Regions from separate parts of the Homo sapiens genome. Here region 2 is linked to region 1. The links are chromatin contacts, found by POLR2A ChIA-PET in ENCODE. All regions are on one chromosome and are shown on one strand. The core of a region is the stretch at or near the end of the contact, and the rest is flanking DNA. Distances in the headings are between cores, read along the strand shown.

What was found. ChIA-PET counts read pairs that join two places held with the same protein, here RNA polymerase II (POLR2A).
Region 2: POLR2A ChIA-PET joins it to region 1 with 11 read pairs in activated CD4-positive, alpha-beta T cell. The contact joins two enhancer-like sites. POLR2A ChIA-PET finds 5 or more read pairs at or near these places in 2 of 52 experiments (activated CD4-positive, alpha-beta T cell and activated naive CD4-positive, alpha-beta T cell).

The regions. Positions count from the first base shown.
Region 1 is chr6:157,611,404-157,615,690 of GRCh38, reverse strand. The region is part of intron 3 of ZDHHC14 (zDHHC palmitoyltransferase 14); the gene reads right to left. Among named protein-coding and RNA genes, the nearest start is that of MIR3692, 84 kb to the right of the region's middle. Within about 2 kb of position 2,355, at least 10 of the 41 ENCODE cell types and tissues checked have a DNase peak (open chromatin) inside an H3K27ac peak, as active enhancers do.
Region 2 is chr6:158,007,403-158,011,917 of GRCh38, reverse strand. All of the region lies in intron 1 of SYNJ2 (synaptojanin 2), which reads right to left. Among named protein-coding and RNA genes, the nearest start is that of SYNJ2-IT1, 8.6 kb to the right of the region's middle. RefSeq lists an enhancer at 2,349-2,488. Within about 2 kb of position 2,482, at least 24 of the 41 ENCODE cell types and tissues checked have a DNase peak (open chromatin) inside an H3K27ac peak, as active enhancers do.

The DNA of each region.
Region 1 (4,287 bases), core at 1,106-3,605:
ACCACATGATGGGCACTGCTGGCAGGATGTAGGACTCTACGGCAGAGGACTTGAACTTGGGTCCTGGCCTTTTGCCTAGTGATATGATGTGCACAGTTTCTGGGCCTCAGCAAGTCGGATATGCTATAAAAGGTTATTTCCAACTCAAATACTACGATTCCATAGCTAAATAAAACTTTTCAAGAACTGAAGTCAATTGTGTCTACACATTTCACACAATGAGGAAGTGCTGGCCAGCCCAGCAGCAGGAACTCTACAAATAAAGTATTTACGAGAACAGGGGCGCTTACAGACCCAGCCTAGGCCCAGAACAGGTTGGTGGCTCTAATGGCACTCAGAAATGACGAAGTACGACATCAATACCCCTGCCAGCAGACTTGGGTCCGCACAGACGTCTGGAGCTCTAAATACAGTGTGCTGTTTTTGTTTCTTGTTGTTCACATAAAGCTGCAAGCACTTCACTGAGTCACTGCAGTCCAGTCAGCAGGTCCTTAATTACTTTTCTCAACAAAGGCACTCAAAAGAACAGGCAAAGTTCTACCAGTTAGGACCGGCTATGGAATGTCGGGGGCCCGTGGCAAAATGAAAATTTGGGGCAGCTGCTTAAAAATCATTAAGAATTGGCCGGGCACAGTGGCTCATGCCTGTAATTCCAGCACTTTGGGAGGCGGAGGTGGGTGGATCCCCTGAGGTCAGGAGTTTGAGACGAGCTTGGTCAACATAGTGAAATCCCACCTACTAAAATTACAAAAATTAGCCAGGTGTGGTGGCGGGCACCTGTAATCCCAGCTAGCTGGGAGGCTGAGGCATGAGAATCGCTTGAACCTGGGAAGCAGAGGTTACAGTGAGCCAAGATTGCACCATTGCACTCCAGCGTGGGTGACACAGTGAGACTCTGTCTCAAAAAAAAAACAAAAAAAAAACATGAAGAGTTTCAAGCTGGAGAGAGCAGAACACGAAGTCCATCTGGGGCCCCGTGTGAGGAAGCAGGTCACACACTGGTGACCCCGGCCCTGCTAACTGCCATAGTGTTACGGCCTGGGAATGTGATTTTCCCATTTGTGGCAGATCGATGTCTAGCGATTCCATGGGGTTTTCTGAGAGGATTTATAGAGAGTTTTTCTAAGAACATCACACAGTGAGGAAGTTGTGATTTCCTCGGAGTTAAGGCCTAGTCAACAGCCCCTTCTCTATGGAGAGCCTTGGGGCTTTTCTTCCCCTTGAACTACAGCAGTTAGACCTATGTCTGTTTTATATATTGAGTTTCCTCATTACTTTTCATTTTCTAAAATGGATCACTGCTTACATCAACCAAAAAAAAAAAAAAATCAGTCAGCTAGTAAATGTGGTAAAGTTGACTGTAAATCAGTCAGCTAGTAAATGTGGTAAAGTTGACTGTAATTTTTGTGAGCAGCTGTGAGTGAAGTTCCTGGAGGTGGGGCTGCTCCCTTATGAAACACCACACAGTGGGGCACTGTTGATGGGATGTAGGACTCTATGGCACAGGACTTGAACTTGGGTCCTGGCCTTTTGCACTCCCCGCCCCCCCATCCCCCCTACCAAGAGCTGCGGTGTCTTCACCCAGGTGCACCAGCCAGCGGTGGGGGGGCTTGCCAAGAGCTGCCATTTTCTAGCCTGGGCGAGGCTGACTGGGTGAAGGTGTGATGGGAACAAGTTTACCAAGGAAGAAGGATATAATATCAGGGAGACCACGAGAGGAAGAGTCAGCAAACACTAAAACTGTCAGCCCTTTCAATACTATTTTCCAAGAGTATCAGAAACTGTTTATAGCCTCCAGGGCAACCGTTCTTAGACTTTTTTTTTCATTCCTTACTGGTTTAAAACTCTGATGACAGCTATGGATCCCTTCACTCTCGTGCACTCACACATTTTAGGTACAATTTCCCGAAGCCTATTCCTAGGCCCCAGGTTAAGAATGGATGACCTATCAGGTTAGTTCACAGAAACTGAAATAACTTATTTCAGATGATGAGATGGATGGGCTGCCTACTGCTCCAACAAGGCTGCTTGAAATGATTTATTTCAACCAGAATTTAAAACTGAGCTGTTCTAAGAAGGCAGGCCAACAGGTGCCTATCGTGTGGCATGCTAAATGTGCCATCCCCAGGGTCCCGGAGGTATACAACCTAAAATCCCAGCCCCAGGCAGGCTGACACCCTGGGCTAACCCCGGCATAAGTCAATGGAATCCTTGGCCTACTCAGAAGGAGCTACTCTAATTACGCTTTATTCCAGGATTTCTTAAACTAAGGGTTGTGATCAAATAGTGAGTCATGAAATTGATTTAGCTGGTCATGACCAGCACTAAAAACAAACAATAAAATAGAAAGTATCAAGGCATCTTCTGTTGAGAAAGGCAAGCACTGTTTCATGCCTTTTATGTGCATCTCTGTGCACTGGATCCCAGTAGAAAATGTATTTCCTACTGTGAGTTGCTGTAAAACACAAAAAGTTTGAAAGCTACTGTTTTATTCGAATTTGTAGGAGGCACACGTGAGGCCCTCCGATATCTGTTGAGTAGATAAATACACGTGTAGGTTGCGTCAGTCACAGACCTAAAGACACCATGAGTCATTTTCAGTGATGGCATTTCCACCCTCCCAGAACTGTGCAAGGATTACTAGCTCTTGATCAGACTTAATTTTTTTTAAATGATCATTTCTCTTGGAGTCTGACATTTTAAAATTTGTGCTTCTGGTAGGTTTGAGGGTGAAGGATATGGGTTTCATTTAGTTTAGATTGGGTGCCCGAGGCTTTTTTTTTCCCCCCAGTTGAGAACACTAACCTCATCATAGGGCCAAAAAAGCAATATACTTTTTTTTTTTTTCTCTAAGAGAGAAGACTACGATGGAGACATGAAGGTAGATACAGCAAGAGGAGCATCAAATTCTCTTTTTCTTCTTCCCTCCCTTCTCTCCTTCAGTAAATACTAACTGAGCAGCTGCATGCCAGTCAAGGAGTTGGCTGCTGGGAATACAGTAAGGGAAACTGACACAGGCCTGGCCTCTTGAAGCTTACCCAACTGTGGGCAGAGACATCGGCCACTCGAGTCCACACATCCCCAGTGTATACCATGACAACCCTGGTCAGAGCTATGAAGGAAGCATACAGAAAGCTATGGGAAGTGTGTGCAGTGGCAGGCTTCCCTGAGGAGCCCACGCCTGAACATCTCCCTGAAAGATGAGCAGGAATTAACAGAGAGGAACCAGAGGAGACCTCGGGGCTGGAGCCCAGGTGGCATGCAGGACTACGGTGCAAGCCGAGAGAGGTGGGTCTTGTATACTAGGTTAAGGATTTTGGCCTCCTTCCCATAGTGATGAGATTCTGTTTGGAAACGGTCACTCTGATGTCAGCATAGAGGCTGGATTAGATGAGGAGCAGAGTGGATGGTGGGTGTCCTCCGAGAGACCTTTGCACAGTTAAAGTGAGAGATGATGGCGGCTTGCAGCTGGCCGAGGCAGTGCACAGAAGGAAAGGGATGAAGTGGTTTAAGCTGGGATCCACCTAGTAAGCAAACTGTACAGAGCCTGGTGATGGATTAGGTGAGCAGGGTGTGGCAGAGAAAGGAGTCGGTAGGACCCTCACGTCTGTGTAGCCTGTGAATGGGGCTGGCCCTCAGCAAGGTGGGGGGTCACTGGGGAAAGATGATTTGGGGTGCTTTTATCTCCCCAAGTGGACATGTCCAGCGGGAAGCTGCATATGCATGTCTGGAGCTCTGAGGAGAGGTCTGAGCTAGAGACATAAGCCTGGCAGAAAGAGAGACTCCGGAAGGCAAAAGGAGCAAGACACAGGTATAAACACACACTCGTCAGAGCCACAAAGCCAAGAACCACACACACACAAAAGGGACGGAGCCGGTCAAAAAGATGCACAAACAGGGAAAGTCAGATGAACAGAGACAGACTTTCATGAAGCAATCGCTTGTGGCTTTTCTGGGTATGGAAGAAATATATTTTTCAAGCTAAGTTGCAGTTTGACAATTCCAGGCAGAAATAAGGTGAGCACTTGGCCAGAGTCCACCCTCCCTTGCTGGATCGTCTCCAACCTGCAGGCACACATCTACCTTTGCCTTGGAAGAAGGTCTCTTTGCACTGGGCACTGACACTGCAGTTGAGTATCACTGACAAAGCCAGAACAGGATGAAAATGTGCCCGGGAGGCCCCAGAAATTCTGTTGTTGAAGCTTTCCTATTGGCCAGGGATGCTCTCTCCAAAAAACTGTATTAGACATGTAATCTCACTCTTTTGTCATAAACAGTTTCTAAATA
Region 2 (4,515 bases), core at 1,233-3,732, 400 kb before region 1:
ACCAAAAATACCTATTTCAACCCTAGCAGCTTTACAAAGCCTTGAAACAGAACCCGTATGCCCTGGTATGATCCAGTTCTGACTTTGTGAACCACGAAACAAGGAGGCCTTTGTGCATTCATTCAACTATGCAAATAAGCCTGACCAAATAAAACAAAATGACAGGAAATTGCTAAACAAAGTGTTGTGGCCAAATCCACACTTGAGGGGTGGGAAGATGACCCTGGGAGAAGCTATGCAAACAAAACCGACCCCTTGCCCTGGTGCATTACAGATGACAGGCGTGGACTTCACATCCCGGCCACTGGGAAAATTAAGCACAAGTAAAAACACGACTTTCTATCCTCATATTTTAAAAACAAACAAACAAAACCCAACAGGACCACCTTGTCCCATTCCAATACTGTCAATTATTGACCCCTTGAGAAAAACAGCTTTACCTCTGACTTATACAATGCAGGAGCTCAAAACAGGCCTTGACCATGGTGGACAGGAACATCATGAGAAGATGTTTCTCCACCATGAACAGACTCACTGTAAACAAACTGGGAGGCCCCAGGCAGCAGAACTTCATTCTCTTCTGGGTCCAGAGGCCAGAGAGCTGAAATCCAGGCATCAGCAGGGCTCCTCTGATACCTGGAGCCGGGGACCTCCTTACCTGGCCCTGTGTCTTGTGTTTGCTGCTTGTTCTGTCCTTGGCGTTCCTTGGCTTATGACTTCCTCACTCCAGTCCCTTCCTCCGTCGTCGCGTGGCAATTCTCTCCCAATATGTCCCCTCGTTGTTATGTGGTCATCCTCTCCCCGCGTGGTGTCCCCCAATTGTCATGTGGCCATCCTCTCCTCACGTGTCCCCCCACCATTATGTGGCCATTCTCTCTCCATGTGTCCCCCCACCATTATGTGGCCATTCTCTCCCCACATGTCCTCCCATCATCACGTGGCCATCCCCTCCCCACATGTCCTGTCGTCCCAAGGCCATCCTCTCCCCATGTGTCCCCTGTCATCACGAGGCCATCCTCTTTTGGCATTCCCCCGTTGTCACGAGGCCATCCTCTCCTGACATCCCCCTGTTGTCACGTGGCCATCCTCTCCCAACATGTCCCCCCCATCATCACGTGGCCATCCTCTCCCCACATGTCCCTCCATTGTCACATGTACATCTTCTTAGAACAGCAGTCACACTGGATTAAGGGCCCACCCTACTCCAGTATAATCTCATCTCAGCGTTACAACTGCAACAACCCTATCTCCAAATAAGATCCCCTTCTGAGGTCCCGGGGGTTAGGCTTCAACATATCCTTTTGGAGGACACAATTCAGCCCAAACACTTGGTCATCTTTTCACTTGGTGGGCCCGTCCTTTTAAAGCCTGACTGCCCCATTGACCGTCTCTCCAGTAAGCTTCCTCTCTTCCTGCAGTGCCTTCACCTCCAAGTCCTCCCCCGACCCTTCTGATGTATCAGGAGCATGCACCCCACCCCAGAAGGCAGGGGCCTGGCAGCCTCACTGCCCACCTCCAGCACTCCCAGAGGCCTGGCTTCCCAGGAGGCCGGTTCCAGAGTCACCCCGCACCCTACTTGCCCCCAAACAACTGTATTTTCTCAATTATGTTTGAAGGAAGAAGAAATCCTTTTTGCTTTCCAAAATGGGGGTGACAACACAGATGTCTACACACACCAGGAAGGTAGCAAATGAAGCTAGCCAGGCATGGTGGCTCGCACCTGTAATCCTAGCACTTTGGGAGGCCAAGGCAGGAGGATTGCTTCAGCCCAGGAGTTCAAGACCAGCCTGGGCAACACAGGGAGACTCCATCCCTACAAAAATTCTTTTAAAAAGTAACCAGGCATGGTGGTGGGAACCTGTGGTCCCAGCTACTTGGGAGGCTGAGATAGCAGGATTGCTTGAGCCCAGGAGGTCAAGACTGCAGTGAGCTGTGATTGTACCACTACCCTGTCTCAAAAACAAATAAACAACAACAACAAAATGAAGCTGCTGGAAGGGCTTTGGGTGAGCAGAGAACACACACCTGCCATTAGCTGGTGGGCAGCTGCTGCAGGTGCCAGTCATGCTCACCAGCCCAGTGGTGCCAGGCTGCAGTGTTTCCAGGAGACAGGGCACTCCAGACCTTCCAGTGCTGGCAACCATCTCCATTTATTTTAAGCACTGCGTGGGCTGGAAGCACACCTCTGCAGACTGAATTTGGCCTGCCCATTTGCAACTTCCATCCCCCCTTTCTTGATAATCTCAGAAATACACAGACTTCCTGTCTCCCACGCTTTTAGTTGCATTTCCTGTAAGTTTTCCTACACGAGAATGTCTTTGCTTCCCCTTTGGCTGGCCACGAATTTCTGGCCTTTTGAGGAAAGCCCTCCCTTCTACCTCCTCAGCCCCCTTCCTCGACTCCTCTTGCCAGATTTTTAGCCGCCGGCTCTGTGGACACATCTTCGTGCCTTCTGTGGCTGGCACCCTTCCAGGGACAGAGACACTGCAGTGAACCAAACAGATGGAAACCATCCAGCATTTGGCAGTGGCCAAGAGGAACAGGAGGAATGAATGGATGAGTGATGGCAGGGGGTGCAGACCAAGATGGGGTGGGAGGCTGGGGTGGGGGCACTGCCGAGGCACAGCCAGGAAGAGGCGGGCGCTGCTCAAGCTTCCTGCCAGGATAGATAAGATCAATCAGTGCAATATAGACAGTGACAGGCGCGGAGCAGAAAAAGTGAGCAGGGAGTAGGGTATGAATAGTGGGGAAGGGGAAGTGACATTTTAGATGGTGTTGTCTGAGAAGGCCTCATTGCAAGGGTGACATCTGAATGCGGACCTGAAGGAAGCCAGGGAGATGGCTGCATGGAGAGTGGAGGAGCACTGTAGGCCCAGAAGGGCACGTGCAAAGGTCCTGCGGCAGAAGCACTCCTGACCAGTGCAAGCCCCAGCGAGGCGGGCAGTGTGACTGAAGGTTCATGGAGGAAGTGGCGTGGGGAACACACTGCACAGAAGTTTGAGGTCACAGAAAGGTTTTGGGTGTCACTCTGAATGCCACTGCAGGGGTCTGGGGATCATCCTGGCTGCTCTGTTGAGAACTGACTCTAGAGGAACAAGGAGAGAAGGAAGGAGACCAGTTAGGAGGTGCTAGCGCCACCTGGGCAAGAGAGGACTCTAGCCTGAGCCAGGGCGCAGCAATGGAAGAGCTGAAGAGTTCTGGAGACAGACAGACAGACAGACACACATACACACGTGCTTTTTAGTTGCGGAACTTTCCAAAGAAAAGTAGGGTGACATAATAAACCCTTGTACCTTCATTACCACGTACCCACCAACTCCACCTTCTCCCAGCCCACGCCCAGGCTACTCACTCTCCTATACCTTAGATCAGCTCAACTCAAAATGGGCTCCTCACACCAGCAGCACCAAGCATTAGAAATACAAGTTACGGGGCCCACCCCAGGCCTTGTGAATCAGAAGCTCTGGGCTCAAGACCTAGAAAGCTGTTTTAATGAGCCCTCCAGGGGACTTGAATGCATGCCAAAGCTTGAGAAGCACTGCCCTAGGTTATTGTGAGTAAATTCCAGGCATCACATTATTTCATCTGTAAATATTTCAGTAAGACTCTGGAAAAGATAAGAGCTCTTTTAAAAAACACAACCATGGCCAGACGTGGTGGCTCATGCCTGTAATCCCAGCACTTTGGGAGGCCAAGGGGAATGGATCACCTGAGGTCAGGAGTTCAAGACCAGCCTGGCCAACATGGTGAAACCCCATGTTGCTCTCCACAATGGAGGTGACAAAGCAGATGTCTACACACACCAGGCAGATAACAAATGAAACTAGCTAGGCATGGTATCTCCCTCCCTGTAATCCCAGCACTTTAGGAGGCTAGGGCAGGAGGACTGGTTGAGCCCAGGAGTTCAAGACAAGACTGGGCAACACAGTGAGACTCCATCCCTATAAAAATTTTTAAAGAAATTAGCCAGGCGTGGTGGTGGGAGCCTGTGGTCCCAGCTATTTGGGAGGCTGAGACAGGAGGATTGCTTGAGCCCAAGAGGTCAAGACTACAGTGAGCTGTGATCACACCACTACCCTGTTTTTAGTCTCTACTAAAAATATAAAAATTAGCCAGGTGAGGTGGTGCATGCCTGTAACTCCAGCTACTCAGGAGGCTGAGGCAGGAAAATTGCTTAAACCTGGGAGGCGGAGGTTGCAGGGAGCCATGGTCACGCCACTGCACTCCAGCCTGCGTGACAAGAGCGAAACTCCGTCTAAAACAAAAACAAAAACAAAACACAACCACAATACCATTATCACATCTAAAAAAGTTACCAGCAATTCCTCAACATCATCACATATCTGGGTATATTTTGAAGGTGGAACCATGGACAGATTGGTTATGGGATATGAGAGAAAGACAGGGTTCAAGGATGATGCCATGTTCATTGCCTGAACAATGGAAGGGATGGAGTGGCCCTGGCGTGACAGCAAAGAGTGAGAGGACAGGTCTGGGCAGAGCATCTGCTGGGAC